2 separate regions of the Mus musculus genome follow, and region 1 is linked to region 2. A link is a loop called in an ENCODE intact Hi-C map of the cell type or tissue named here. Cell type or tissue: left cerebral cortex. All regions are shown on one strand.

Evidence for each region. Hi-C counts contacts between places; a loop is a spot of excess contacts. Peaks named below come from ENCODE experiments on the same cell type or tissue, not always from the same donor. Only the 100,000 strongest peaks of a DNase experiment are listed, where the experiment ranks them.
Region 1: it touches region 2 in a loop (2.5-fold over the local background); 3 of 42 quality-filtered maps call a loop at or near these places.

Annotation. Positions count from the first base shown.
Region 1 is chr15:41,592,442-41,600,441 of GRCm38, forward strand. The region is part of intron 2 of Oxr1 (oxidation resistance 1); the gene reads left to right. Among named protein-coding and RNA genes, the nearest start is that of Oxr1, 150 kb to the left of the region's middle. In left cerebral cortex, no CTCF peak of the experiment used is centred here; DNase peaks (open chromatin) are centred at 4,568, 5,454 and 7,745; H3K27ac peaks cover 534 bases.
Region 2 is chr15:41,443,334-41,451,333 of GRCm38, forward strand. Oxr1 (oxidation resistance 1) reads left to right here and starts at 4,149. Exons shown (of 17, transcript NM_001130166.1): 1 at 4,149-4,256. In left cerebral cortex, CTCF peaks have their summits at 4,190 and 4,876; DNase peaks (open chromatin) are centred at 3,431, 4,028, 4,775, 5,270 and 2 more places; H3K4me3 peaks cover 4,190 bases; H3K27ac peaks cover 3,127 bases.

The DNA.
Region 1 (8,000 bases), 150 kb after region 2:
GAATAGAATGGAAGACACAGAAATGAACCTATACACACATGTTGACTTGATCTTTAACAAATGAGCTAAAACCATCCAGTGGAAAGAAGACAGCATTTTCAACAAATGGTGCTGGCTCAACTGGTGGTTATCATGTAAAAGGATGTGAATTGATCCATTCTTATCTCTTTGTACAAAGCTCAAGTCTAAATGGATCAATGAATTTCACATAAAACCAAAGACACTGAAACTTATAGAGGAGAAAGTGGGGAAGAGCCTCGAAGATATGGGCAAAGGGAAAAATTCCTGATCAGAACACCAGTGGCTTGTGCTGTAATATCAAGAATCATCAAGTGGGACCTCATAAAATTACAAATGTTCTGTAAAGCAGATGACACTGTCCATAAGACAAAAAGGTCATCAACAGATTGGGAAATTTTCTTTACCAATCCTAAATCTGATAGGTGACTAATATCCAATATAAATAAAGAACTCAAGAAGTTGGACTCCAGAAAACCAAATAACACCATTAAGAAATGGAGGACAGAGCTAAACAAAGAATTCTCAACTGAGGAATAACAAATGGCTGATAAGCATCTAAGGAAATGTTCAACATCCTTACTCATCATGGAAAAGCAAATAAAAACAACCCAGAGATTCCATCTCACACCAGTCAGAATGGCTAAGATCAATAACTCAGGTGACAGCAGATGCTGGCAAGGATGAGGAGAAAGAGGAACACTCCTCCATTGTTGGTGGGATTGCAAGCTGGTACAACCACTCTGGAAATCAGTCTGGTGGTTCTTCAGAAAATTAGACATAGTTCTACTGGAAGATCCAGCAATACTACTCCTGGGCATATACCCAGAATTTGCTCCAACTTGTAATAAGGACACATGCTCCACTATGTTCATAGCAGCCTCAGTTATAATAGCAAGAAGCTGGTAAGAACCCAGATGTCCCTCAACAGAGGAATGGATACAGAAAATGAGGTACATTTACACAATGGAGTACTACTCAGCTATAAAAAAAAAAAAAAAACAATGAATTAATGAAATTCTTAGACAAATGGGTGGATCTGGAGGATATCATCCTGAGTGAGGTAACCCAATCACAAAAGAACACACATGATATGCAGTGACTGATAAGTGGATATTAGCACAGAAGCTCAGAACACCCAAGATACAATTTGCAGAACACATCAAACTCAAGAAGAAGGAAGACCAAAGTGTGGACACTTCAATCCTTTTTAAAAGGCGGAACAAAATACCCATGGAAGGAGGTACAGAGACAAAGTTCGGAGCAGAGACTGAAAGAATGGCCATCCAGAAATTGCCCCACCTGGGGATCCATCTCATAAACAACCAGCAAACCCAGACTCTATTGTAGCTGTCAACAAGAGCTTGCTGACAGGAGCCTGATATACCTGTCTCCTGAGAGGCTCTGCCAGTGCCTGAGTAGTACAGAAGTAGATGCTCACAGTCACCCAGTAGATGGACCACAGGGTCGCCAATGAAGGAGCTAGAGAAAGTACCCAAGGAACTGAAAGGGTTTGCAGCCCTATGGGAGGAACAACAATATGAACTAACCAGTAACCCCAGAGCTCCCTGGGACTAAACCACCTATCAAAGAAAACACGTGGAGGGTCTTGTGGCTCTAGCTGCATATGTAGCAGAAGATGGCCTAGTAGCCCATCAGTGAGTGGGAGGAGAGGCTCTTGGTCTTGCAAATATTCTATGCCCCAGTTAGGGGAATGCAAAGGCCAGGAAGTGGGAGTGGGTGGGTTGGGAGAGGGAGGGGATAGGGGATTTTGGGAAGGTAAACTAGGAAAGGGGATAACATTTGAAATGTAATTAGAGAAAATATCTAATAAAAAAGAAAAAAAGCAACTTGATTGGCTATGTTCTGTGAGGTACATGAATTAGTCTCATGATGCTTCTAAATAGTTCTTTCCTGTCTTGAGCTGCTGTTATGTCTAGATAGCAAGCCATACAGTCACAATTCTGAGCATTTCTCCTTTATTTAAACGTTTTTGAAGAACAATTAGACTTTTGAATTGAATGATACTTGCTTTGGGATGGGGTGTTACTTTGAGTAGCATTTTGAGCTAGCTGCCAAAGAATATGATAAAATGAATCTTTGTGTGTCTCCTAAGGCCTTCTTTACTGTCTTCATCCCTTAGATGATACTAACTGGCTACTTCATTAGGTTGTTAGGAGTGTAAATATGGTGGTAGAGATAAGTGAGCCTCTTAGAAGTGCCAGAAAGGATTGAGTTTGAACAGCTCATTCTCCAAGACTCTTGAGAAATCTTAGATGAGAGACCAATGGTGAATCAGCCACCTGATATTTCATTAATAGGTAAAATACTGCATGACTGGGCATAACATGGGCTCAACTTGGGGACTGGGTTCAAACTTTGCTATCACTGGTATAGTGTGATGAAAAATACTAATATTTGAAACCTTTATATCCATTGCCATTTAAGTAGAAATTCCTAGAATGAATATATTCTATAATTGAAGTGTCTAATATTGAATAACTTTTTTTTGCTTTATATAGGTTTAGCAAATTAAAATTTGTACAACCCAGCGTGGCTAGTGATTTCTGTATTTGGACAGTATATCAACAAATAATGAGTTAAAGAAATTCTAGAGTTTATTTTTTTCTCAAATAAACAACCTAGAATGCAGAAGTGGAGGGACAAGGAGATGATAATTAAGGAAATGAGCTCTCTGATTTGTTCTTCCTGGCCAGTTTGTCCCAAGGCCACTCCTGCCTCTGTGAGACTCAATATTTCCTCACCTCACTATTTTGAGGAAATAGGGGAGTGGCTGGAAGAGACTGGGAGTCTGTTCATCTGCATTTCTTGCTGCCACAGTTATTTAACCGGTTATGATAATCCTGAATCTGGAGGTTGTCAGTATCTTTGTTCCAAGATATTTCTGACAAATTGTAGAAGAGAGTAAATTTAGGTGTCCAGACTGCTACATAGTCTAGAATACAGGACTAGGTTTTCATTGTGTTAGACTGGTGAGAAATAAGGGGCGTTGCAGTTAAAGAAATGTAATGACTGGACAAGTATTTGTTGTCTATTTTATGTTTCTGTAGCAAGTTACCTGAGGCCTGGCACTTTGCAAAAAGGAAGCAATTATGAACCTTTTAGTTCTGAGATACATGAGCATGACAGCAGTTCTCTGCATGTCTCTGGTAAAAGTCACATTGCAAGTGGCATCTAAATGACAAGTGTGTTTGCAGAAGAAAGGCACATGGCCATCCAGGAAAGAGATTGAGCTCTCACACAACCTATTCTCTCCAGAACCAATCCAGTCTCATAAGATTTGCATTAATCCATCCCAAGGTCACTTCCTACATGAATGAATTACTCCCACTAGCCAATACATCATTCATTGGTCTGTGTGAATATGTGTGTGTACATATGTGTACATGCACACACACACAGGGTACATGAATTTTTTCATGTGTCCCCACTGTGCAGGTATGTGTAGAGGTCAGAGATCTGCTCTGAACACATGCTTGCATGGCAGGCATTTTATTAACTGGTCCATCTCTCAAGCCCTTCCCCCACCTCCTTACTGTTCCCTTATCTCAACTCTGCTGTATTGAAAACTAGGCTTCCAGCATGGGCACATTCAGAAGGTTGTGGAACCCATAACAAACTATAGGAAGCAACAATACAAGCAGATTCTGAGTATCAAATGATGTCAACATGCCACACAAAAAATAAAGGTTTAGAAATTAAAATCAAAATGAACACATGTAATACAGGTCATACATATAAGATATTGGAAACCATAAACTTGGTGCAAACATATACCCTCAATATTAATGCTCATCCTATCTAGCATGAGTATGTATTTAAAGGTTACTTAAAAAAAACAACAACTAGGACCCAGAGATTGGAGTAAAAATATAGTAATCTAGTTTCCTAAAATTTCATAATCACTTTGCATCTGAGTCCAACAGCAGATATCAAGCTTGACTAAGGAAGAAGAAGCCAGGGTCTGGCCATTTCACTATGGCTCACATTCTCGCCTTTTCTCTTTACCATGTGATCATTCTTCAAACAACATGTGCACACATTTGTGACGGTATAAAGAATTTGTTAACAGTGACTCTACTGCTAATGTGGAGTCTCAGCATTCTACTCCTCCACCTCTGCCCTCCCACAGGGGAAGAGGATGCCTAGCCAGAATGTTATACCCATCAATAGTTCATGGGCTCTACTAACAGACTTAGAACTCAGCAAGAAATCTAACACACATAACAAATGACTACTTTGTTTGAATTTCATATTTAGAATAATTTAATGTATATACACAGACTGCATATGTATATTGTGTATCTCTCTCTCTCTATCTATCTATTTATCTATCTATCTATCTATCTATCTATCTATCTATCTAACAAATGTTCCTCATTGCTTGGACAAATATCTGACAGATGCAACTGAAGAGGAAAGGAATATTTTCTGGCTTATGGTTTTAGGGAATTTTAGTTCATCCTAGCTAAGGAAGAAGTGTAGGAGTGGCTCAGTCTGTAGTGGCAGATTATGCAGTGGCAGCTTCTCACATGGCATAAATCAGCAGAGCGCTAGACTAGTGGTCTGCAGCCTGATAGCCCCATGTTACAAAGCCTCCACGGTGTCTCCAATCAGAGCACACATGCAGAGACCAAGTGTTCAAATACAAGCACTTATGAGACAATTCACACTAAGACATAAAAATGTGTGTGTGCGTGTGTGTGTGTGCGTGTGTGTGCGTGTGTGTGCGCGTGCGTGCGTGCGTGCGTGCGTGCGTGTGTGCGTGTGTGTGTGCGTGTGTGTGTGTTACCTCTCCCAATTCCAAAGGTTGTGCCTAAGTTTTTAAGCAGTCTGCTTCTGGATTTATCATTTTTTCTAAGAAATATTACTATGAAATTCTCCTAGAACTTTTTTATGTCTGCTGTTATTTCTATAATATATTTAAAGCTTATGGGTTTATATATAATATATTTAAAGCTTCAATATAAACATTTTTCAGTAATCTCTATAATAACTTGTTTCTTTGAATAGATGGCCATAGAAATTATGTCCCTGTAAAGTTAAAAGTAAGAATAGAAGGATTTTTGTAGCCTTTTTATGTTTATGCGTGTGGATGGAATTTTTTTTGCTTTTATTTGCATAATGAGCTGGTGTCTTTTGTTCTCTGTAAGCGGTTTTTTCCTGAAGCTGTAATCTCTTGCAGAATGAATAGGGTTTTTTTTTTTAAAAACATCAAAGGACATTTGCAAAGTGTTGAAGGAATTTTATATGTTATGTAAACCAATGGGCTAGTCTTGTTTGCTTAATCTTAGGAAGGAAATAATGGGGTGAAAGTCACTGGCATTTAAAAAATACAGTCGCACCTAGCACAGATGGGAATGTGTGTCATGTTTGCCTTCTTTGGTGTAAACTTTGTTCATTCCATATCTAGTTCTTTCAGCACTAAAAATGGGAGCATTTAGCATTGTTTTCAACTGCCTTACTTTCTAAGAGCTGCTTTAGGAAGAAGGGTGTATTGATCTCTTTGTAACACTGAGAACAACACTTCCCTTCCCTTTCTCCACTTCTGAGTGTCTGCCATTTGTAAAATGTTTCTCCACCTCTACAGAAAAAAAAAAGTTGTTACCTATTTTATAGAGTCAGAAGTCTGAGAAGTAGGGCAGAGGCAGAGCTCAGAATATCTTAGAGTTGATATTGCCGCCTCTATCATAGAGAAAATGAAGTCTTGTGAATAACATAGTCAACTACCAAGTGCTTTCAAAGCATACTCAAAGGGAAGTGGCTTTAACATCATTATGTTTTCTCCCTGTAAGTCAGAAAGGACAAATTAATTTTAGGGTATTTTCAAAGTATCAGCAATGCACTATAGTAATGAATACAATCAAAATATATTGTATAAAATCCTCACAGTATAAATAAAAACATTATTTTTAAAAAGTGTTCAACACCCTTTAGCCATCGGGGAAATGCAGATGAAAACTGTGGTAGATTCAACATCACCCCAATTAAAATGGCTACCATCAAGACTATAAATGACATTAAAATATGTTGGTGATATAGAGAAAAGGGAATCCTCACATGTTATTGGGGGAAATAGAAATAGTGCAACCACTGTGGAAAGCAGTCTGGGAACTTCTCAAAAATCTAGAAATAGATATACCATATGACCTAGATATAACACTCCTGGGATATACATATGACTTTATCCAACCAACTACGAGTTGTGTGCCCAGCCATGTTCACTAATGCTAGGAAAATGGCTCAGATGATGTGTACTGTGAGTTAACTGAGAAATGAATTAGGAAATTATGATATACATACAATGGAATTTTTTCAGCCCTAAAAAGGCACTGACCTTATGAAGTAGCAAAAAAATTTTGGAGATGGAAAATACTATATTGAGTGAGTTAACACAGGCCCAGAGAGGCAAACACTGCATTCTTTCTTGACTGTGTATCACAGCTACTAGTGATACGGAATGAATTTAGAAACGTGGAAATTAAAAAAGGGGCCATGGAAGGGGAGGAAAGGCCTTCGAATAGTCTCTTAATGATACCAAAATAAATATATACCAATGCCTCTTCTCATTGTGATCTTTTCCCAAATGTCATTGTATAGTGCATATACAAAAGTTAAATTTCTCACTCACCATTGCTAATAAAAAGTTCTCAAACAACATGAACAAAAAGTTCTTTTCAATATTTAACATAAACCTTACCATCCCTTGCCAAAATCTACATATGTACATATGATGTGTGTACAGATATACAGAAGCCACTGGTATATCAGTAAGTGTGTGTGTGTGTGTGTGTGTGTGTGTGTGTGTGTGTGTGTGTTGTGTGTGTGTGTGTGTGTGCTTTAAAGTCACGTAATTAAACCTAGATTCTAAACATAGGTATGCTACTTTGAAGTATGACCTCATAGGAGGTTCCTAATAAAGCTGTTGAATAAGTTGGAAACACATTCAATGTTCATGCCATTTAATATATACCTATAATGAAGCCTCCACCGTGAATAAAATCTCCAAGAACTTGCTAACTTTCAACCCCTTAAGCTCTGTTGGGATGAAAGTGCAGGATAAAGGAAGCTTTACAGCAGTTGATCATCCCCGAAGGCGTGGGCACAATTTTGCTTAATTGATTCCCATTTTATGTTCAGGAAAATGTAGGTAGATGTGGTATTTGTCCTAGAGGGGATTAGTCGTGTGACTTCATTAATAATGTTTAAAGTAGACAATGATTTTAGAAACTCCAGTGTGTTATCTAGATATTATAGTTTTGCAATTAGCTTGTTCTTACACCTGTAGGTCACCAAAAACCTATGGTAGAACAGGTTCTTTTTTGAATCCTGCATGACTGGACTTCCTGGACAGTTTTACTCACATGTGCCATGTGGGCCAATAAACAACATAAAATTGTGTCCTCAATGCTAATAACTGTTGCAGGATGAGCCTTATAGAAGCTCTATGAGAACCGTGCTGTTCCTTTTCACACAAAAATCCTTATGGTTTTCAATAGTGGAGGAACCTTGCAGTAGAGGGTTTGCTTGATGGTGAACTATCAGATATACTAATAGTAGTAAAAGGACTCCTTCCTTTCCATTCCTTCTGTTTAGCTCTACGTGACAGAATAACTTACAATTCACTAACATTTGATTGCTACATCTTCCTACAAAGTTTACAGTATAATCCTAGTTACACATCTAAAATTGTCAAGGCACCATGAACAGATGCTGCCAAGTCTCTACCCTCATTTTCTACTTTTCAAAGAAGACTAGGACTTGGTTTACAGCTGTAAGTCTTTGAATATAGGTAACTAAAACTATAGTGAAGAGACATCTCGGGAGTTGGAATTGTTAAATATGGAAGTCTAACATCGTAGACTTTGAAAAGCTGTTAAATAGTATTATCAAATGCATTTAAAATATTAAAACAGCATGTTAACTCAGATTAACACAAGTTTTTTTTTTCCAGTTTGGTG
Region 2 (8,000 bases):
TTCTAAAGGCAAATTTAGTGGGAAACACATGCATCAGAGAGAAACCCAATGTCTATGGATCTAAAATGGGCTGGCCTTATGCAGCAGACTATGCATAGGGAGCTGTGTTAATATTCGGAGGTAGAAGATCTACTTGACAGTGTGGCCTAGGCAACACTTGGGGAGTTCAATCAGATGATTTGGTTAACAAAATCCAAATGGGGGAAGAAGAGCTACCCTAGACAAATTAGTGAAATAGGCAAAATCTGTATTGTAAGGCATCGCCTCTCTAGACCTTCCCACCTTCTGCCATTCCCTGCAACCAGCTGAGGAATTATTTACCCAGCATCCTCTTTGTTTACATCCAAGGGCTCATCATTTTTTTTTAACACTCCACGAATGCCCCAGTAAGCATCTATTAAGCACCCAAGATCAAAATCCACACAGGAATTTGTCATGGTGCCAATCCTCCAATGTCTTGCAGGTCAGCAGAGAAGACAGAGCAACTGTGTTGATAAATGAAATAGAAGAAAGCCCAGCTAAGGGATGAACAAAGAGCTGCAGAGAAAAGAAAACAACAGTGGACTGGACAGAAGTAGTAATCTGAGTGGGAGGGAAGACACGGTGTGGCAGAGGCCGGAGAGGGGGTCACGGAAGACCTTGTAGGAAGTGAATGAAAAGAGTCTAGAGTTAGTGATTTTGCTTTTGCCTTCATTAATAGATTTTGCTATGTGGACGAGGCAGATTTCAAACTCTTAACTCTTCTGCCTCGGCCTCTTCAGTGCAGAGATTGTAAGTGGGCACCACCATGTATGCTGGAGGGGTTTGTATAACTACGGAATGTTATTTGAATGAAATAATCCTAGCACTGTAGTCCTTTACTTATAAAAAAAAACAAGATTAAAGTGTATAAATATGAATCCTGTGACACTTGGTACTTTCATGAAAGTCATGAAAAGAAGAAAAATTGCATGGGAATGTAGCTTGGTTTGTAGATGGCTTGCTATGTAAGACTCGGTCTCAAAAATAATAATAAATAACAATTCTAATATATCTTCAGAAGAAATAAGACAGCAGCTGTTGGAATATCCTCTCCCATCCAGTAGGAGGGCAAAAGGAAAGTGCCTACTTTTTATTACCACACAGTTTACAACATGTTCCAGTATACTGAACCACAAAAAAAGAAACAAACAAACAAACAAAAAACAAAAACAAAAAACAAAATAACAGCAATAACAACACCCCAAAGCTTTAGTAATAGGGAACCTGTCCTTTCCTATAGAGATAGACTGGAATGGAGGTCTCAGCAGCCTATGGCTCATTAGACAGCTTTAATGAGAGTGACTCCACTTTGGAAGCAACCCAGGCCTGAAATAAAGATGAAAAGGCTACAAAGAGGGGACTAACTGTTGCCTTTAGGGAGGCAAATCAAAGTATTCTCACCTGGGAAAAGGAAGAAAAAAACCTCTTCAAAGTGGTATCCTTTTGCTCATTTTGATAACTCAGACCGAATATGCCAATAGTCTCTGTCTCTGTCACTCTCTTTGTGTGTCTCTGTCTCTCTGTCTCTGTCTGACTGTGTCTCCCTGTCTCTCTCTCTCTGTTTCTCTGTCTCTGTCTCTCTCTCTCTTTGACTGCAGGGGAGGCAAGACTCTTCAGGAAGGCAATGCACACTGTTTCGTAAGTTTCATGGGTACCTTCAGCTACTAGATATTTTCCTTTTGAGAATCTTTCTCTAGGGAAGATAGATTCATCTGTGTGGGTCTAGACAGCCAATTGGGTTTGTATTTTAAGCCTCATGAGAGTAAGTCTTGATCTGTTTTGACAAAGAAAATAAGATTGTCAACTTTGTCCCTGATGCATGGATGGGAGTGCATTCTGCTCGTAGGGAAGGAATATTAACACCAGCACAGGAAACAGTGCTTAGAACAGGGGAATACTGCTCTATGGTCCCGTGTCGGGCAGGAGGTCCCACCTCTGTGAACCAATGTATAATTTTCTCAATGTATCTATGCTAGTGAGTTGCTTTCACTTGGCATTCAAAGTCTTGAACGCAGTACATTTTGAACCATAGGTTTTATGTAGGAACCGAAACAGACTTTAAAGTGAAGGCATGTCCCCCTACAGAGAGTGTGTGTGCAGTGTCAAAGAAATGTCAAGATCACACCACCTCAAGTGTGACTGGCAGGAAGTAATAGTGTGATGGCACCCGTGTGCACAGCATTCATCTCTCATCCCATGTTACTTAGGACAGGAAAGGATAGATAAGCTTAAGAGATAGCTTCAGAGGAAAGAAAGTTAAACATAAAACTAGACTGTGATTGCAAATTGAAGGATCTGATTTAGGAGTATGTCTTGAGCAGAGACATACACTGTTATAGCGCTGTTAAAAAGTACAACCGTGTGCCTTCTGTTGGCAAGCCAAGCTTTCCTAAGTCTCAATAATGGCAAGTGAATGCATTTTTATTGAGCATGTACTGTGAGCTCTTGGTGAAGCTCAGTTCTAGTCCATGCATAACCTCAAAAGACATAAATGAACTGGGATAAAATAGTCACTTTCAAGAGAACGCAAAATCTAGGCTCTGGATTTCCTTCTTACAAGTAGAGAAAACAAGATTACCAAATTCATTAGCTGCACTGAAAACTGCGCCTAGTTTCCTGATTTCTTACTCTAACTACAGCTATGGATTTCAGGAAATAATAGGTTATATTTAAACTTGGGTAATTTCTCATCCGGCAGATTTTGGGTTCAATTAGGTATTATTTCAGGCAACAGTTGTCTCCAGGCTTCAACGTCCTCTTCTGTCAAATAAAAGCAATGAATTCTTAACTGATGAATCTAATTTGGTGACTTCCAGAGAAAAAGCTAAAACTATAACTTGACCCAGGAAATATGTGAACATCTCATTCTTATAATTGAAATCTTTATTGATTTTTTCAGGGTAAAAAATAATGGGTTTCATTACGAAATGCATGTACATCACTATGCTTTTCTCAAATTCATTTCTTTTCCTTTTCAGTATAAATATTTCCTCCTCCCCTTTCCTCTTGGCTTTCGTTTTACAGACTGATGGACGTTTCACTTTCAAAGGAGAGAAGAGATAACACTAGTTGTCAGCAATTGAGGTGGGGTATCCTGGAGATTAATAGTGAGAACCCACTCACTACCAGGTTTTGAGAGGCCTTTGGGCTGATTTGCTGGTCGGATTGATGCAGTCTCATCTTGGCAAAGGGACCGACTTCCTTCAAGAAAGGGCCGAGGTCCAGTCTACCTAGTTGTACTTTGGCCCCTACCCCTACTCCTCTCTCATAATTTCCCAGGCAGAGTTGGAAAGGTGGGAGCGGTGGAAGTAGAAGGCAGCAGGCAGGGAAAGTAAATTACAGTTCAGGCAACAGGAACAGTGCCTCCAAGGTCAGGCTGAGTGTCAACTAATTATGTAAAATCCTGCGGAAATAGAAGTCGGGGAGAAGCCCAGCCTACTCTTGTATTTAAGGAGATCTTTCCAGAGCCCCTTTCAACCCACAGCCCCATACCTTCACCCTTTGGCCAGATCTTTGTATTTTGCCCGCCTTCCTTGATTTCTCGTTCCAATTCCACCAGAATAACCCTGAAAACTTTTTTCTTCCTCTTGGTAAGTCAGTAGCAGAGGAGCTTTCCCATAATTTCAGACCAGTATCTTCTCGATGTCTCTGTCTAAGGCCCTGAGGCTAGGGCTGCTGGGCAGCTCTGGGGACCGGGGACGGGAAGGGGTGCCATACCCCGCAGCCTGGAGTTGGGACTCTGCTCTGGCTACCCTGGCAGGTGTCTGTTCTTGGGGCACGGTTTCCCAGGGCAGGGGTCCAGGAGGACGCCAGCTCCCGGAGCCCGAGAGTTCGCTGCGGGGACGCGCGGAAAGGGGGTGCGCTGGCAGCCGGTAGCTTCCTTCCGCAGGAGCTATTTTTAGCAGGGCTTCGCCCCCCCTTTTCCCGGAGCCGCCGGCGTGGTCGCCTCCAGCTCGTGGCCGTCGCTCTGCAGCTCGGCGCCGCCTCCCCCGCCGCGGATGGCTCTTGGTAGCTTCCACGCGGGCAGGTCCGGAAACTGAGCAAGTCTGCAAGCGCTCCGCGGCCCCGGCGGCGGCGACGGCGGTGGGGGCAGAGCTGGGCTGCGTCAGGCTGAGCGCAGTCCGCGCGCGGCCGCGGGAGCGCAGTGCCAGCGCCGCCCGGCCCCACCGAGAGGGGCGCACTCGCCGCTACGGGGCTCGCACCGCTCGCCGCAGCCCCCTCCCGCCGACCCGCAAGTAAGTTTGTGCGGCTGCTGGGCGCCGCCGGGGCGAGGGCTAGGCGCTGGGGGAGCTGGGGATGGCGAGCGGGAAGAGCGCCTGGACACCCGGAGAGCGGGCAGCCTTCTGCCTCCGGAGTCCCGCGCTTCTCCCAACCGCTGGGCAGGTAGAGAGCTCCTGCTTACAAGGATGCTCTAGCAAAAGCTATAATGAGCAGACCCCGGAGGGTAGGACTGGCTCAGGGTTCAGGTGTGGGTCACTCTGGAAGGAAGAAGGACCGCGGATGAGGGAGCGGACCCGGCAGGCCAGGAGCCGGCTAGTGCCCGATGGGGAAGGGAAGGTTTGGAGAGCAGGGACCTGCCTGGGAACAGCCAAAAAGGGAAAGTGGTGTCCCTAGGACTGACAGAGGGTCAGAGAGCAAAATAGAAGGGCGGTGTGTCCTGAACCAGGATGACAGAAGGGGAGATAGATGGAAAGTGGGGCGTGTGAAAAGCGGATTTGTAGGAGAGTAAAGGACGCCAGTGGAAGGGTCAGTGGGCGCCTGATGGGCGGGTGAACTTGGTTAATTCGGGGAATCAGAACAAGCTTAGGTAGATATGATGGAAAGAGGCAGATTTAATTCAAGCCTCCGGAGGGAGTGTGTGAGGCAACACGTTGTGAGAACCAGCGGGTTTAGAAAGTGGCCTGGAAGGGAGGGCTGGAAAGGTGATGAGGGATATGGGGGAATGTGAGCAGGGAGTGGGGTAGATTCATGCCTAGGATAGGGAGGAAGGGGAGTTGCAAACCTGTGCATAGGGTTGGAGGCTTCCGTGAGTCAAGTCCCATGGTAGAGGTTTAGAGGTACTTCTCTGAGGTTCCTCTTCCATCTCCTATCTGGTTTGGAGGCTCCTAGGATCCTGGACAGAGATGAAGCAGGGAGGAAGGTAGTCACTTAAGGGGAGCCACCAGTGCTTTCGCTTACCGGATTGTGTATCCGGGTTCCTTTTAAGCAATGTGGGGCTGGGTTTGTGCGTTACACAGAGGGGGAGTGGTGTGTGTTCTAGGCCAAGGGGATCCCTAGTCTCCTATGGGGAGGGGGAATTTGTGTTTTGGGCTGGTTAGTAAGGTAGAAGTCTGCAGCGTGCAACACGCAGCAGGGGGTGTACATGCATGCGCTTTGCAGGTGCGTGGTGCAGGCCAGGGGTCCTCCGAGCTGTGCAGTCTGTCTCCACGACTGGGAGATCAGGACTCTGGACGTGGTCCAGGACAGGATTAAGGGAAACGTGCTTCCGCTTCCAGTATGTCTTCTGCCTCCTTTTGCTGGTTACATTCTTTCTGGCCCAGTGATGGGTTTCCATAGCCTCCCTCTGGTTACCTTTTATTTGAAACCTGATGCTGTTTGTCTCCCCTGATTTCTGTGCTTAGAGGATGCATCTCAGGCAGGGTTGTTCCCATCTTTCTACTCAGGGAAGGAATCTGAGAAGTCCCTGATGTCACAGGGGCTCTGGAATCATGGGGCCTTCTCAAAGGACATGATGATCATAACATCTGTGGATTCCGTAAGCAGGTAGCTTCAAATGGACTGGGAGAGGCAGTGAGTAGGTTGGGAACAGTGACCATTACTTACCTGTGTTTTGAAGGGGGGTGGGGGGGCTTCCTCTCAGTTCCAGGCATGCAAATCAATGACTTACGAAGGGAAAGACCAGATTAGTTCAATAAGCATCGGAAATTATGTTGCAAAATAAAATGTCCATTTGACTAGCAGAGATTTTACCCACCAGCTACATGAATCAAGAAGAATCTGCAGGTTCCAGGTTGAGAAATGGCAATGAAGAGGTGGGTGTCACCACGACCACGTCTTCTCAAGCTCTGTCTAGCTGAGCATGGTTTGTTGGTGGGCAGCTTTTAAAGCTGCACTGTTGGAGTAGGAAATGAAGCTGAAGCAGGGGCTGGAAACCGGGGCCATCTGTGTGCACTAAGGACGGAGGAGGGTTCGACTTGCGGTCCCAGACTGCTGTTTCAGAGGATCGGTCTCTGATTATGTGTCATGACTGATATGTTTAGCACATCAAATTGAGGGGTGTGTGCGTGCGGGTGCATTTGTGTGTGTGTGTGCGTGTGCGCGCGCACACACGCGCTTGCTCATGTGTGCTTGGTGGTGGTGGTGGTGGTAGGGTGTCAGTATTCAGAAGAAGAGAAGCCAGAACTTCATTGAGGAGTGGGATGTGGGCTTTTTCCCTTTGCTTTTCTTTTCTTCTTTTCTTTCTTTCTTGCCTTTTTTGTTTGTTTGTTTTTGTTTTTGTTTTTGTTTTTTTTTTTTTTGAGTTTTCACAGTCTTGCCTGACCTATGGAGTGACATAACAAAAAGAGAGTACTCATCTAGTGGCCAGGAGCTGCCCTTTTTACCTCATTGGTTGGGCCAGATTGGGGGGAGGGGGACGTCACTGTTTGAAAATATATCTACTTTTATAGAGATCTGGAAGGTGGGAAATTTGAATAATAAGGGGGTATTTTTTTTTTGCTGTTATCTTTCACTTCTATTACTGTGAGCTTTTAATTGATTGTATAGATCATATCAAAGTAAAATAAGTGATTGTTTTTTTTCCTTCAGAATATAGTTCTAATAAAACATAACTGTGTGTTTGTCTGCATTGAATTGGGGGAGTTGTTGGGGGGAGGGGATGTCCAAGGAGGAGGGAGGGAGGGTTGGGAATGGGTGTTCAACAGAGACAGAGACAGGAGACTGGAGATCTTGTGAGTGTGTAGAGGTGAAGGCTGTATTTATTTAATGCTAAATTTAGTTTGAAATAAGACTATCCTTCCTCCTAACGTCGAGCCCTTTGACTACAAAGGACTGTATGTGCCCTTTGGCTACTTTCTCGAGTTGAGAGTTCTGAAGTGGAGCATAACTTGACAACTCTTCTGAAGGAGCTGTCCCTAAGCATGGCTAAGCTTCAGCAAACAGTCCATGGAATCTGCTGCCCTAAGGTAAAGGCATTAAAAATGGTGCGATGTCTCCCAGAGGATAAAAGAAATGTCAGTCAAAGTAGGAGAGAAATGATGTTGCCTCACTCCAGGAGTGGAAATGACTGATAGGCTAAGAGCACAGGGCCTCAGCTGAGGGCCTTCCAACAGAGGCACCCTAGCAGGCAGGGGAGACGTTGTTTTGGCTTTCATCAACTTCGGGGAAGGGTGTTATGGGCATCTCACAGGTTACAGCTGGAATTGCCATTAGCATTTGATGATGAATTAGATAGTCCCCACAGTTGTACAGCCCTGGATGTCAGTACAGATTAGAAACCATGGCTTTCAGTATTCCTAGGATTATGAATGGTTCCTTTAAAAAGTGACCTGTGACCTCTACCACATCCCTGCCATGGCATGTGCACACACAAAAGCAAATGGTTTTTTAAATGTTTCAAATATTTAAAAAAATGGTAGAATTTCTTTTTTTAAAAAAGTTAGATATTGCTAAGTTGAAGTTCATCTCAGTAACAAACACTAATTTTCAGAGATTTCATTGCAAAATGGTACCATGCCCCACACCTTATTTTAAGGTAATGGGATCTACTTATTGGCAGAAGCTTATTTTGGCTTTTAGTGTCTTGTAGGGTTGAAGAGATGGCTCAGAGGGTAAGCGCATGTGGTGCTGGTACAGAGGAGGTGGATTTGTTACCCCACACTCATGTGAGGCTCACAACCCCTGTAACTCCAGAGCCAGAAGATCTGATGCTCTCTTGTGCCCATCGTGGGCACCAAGCGTGCTCATGGTGCACATACTCT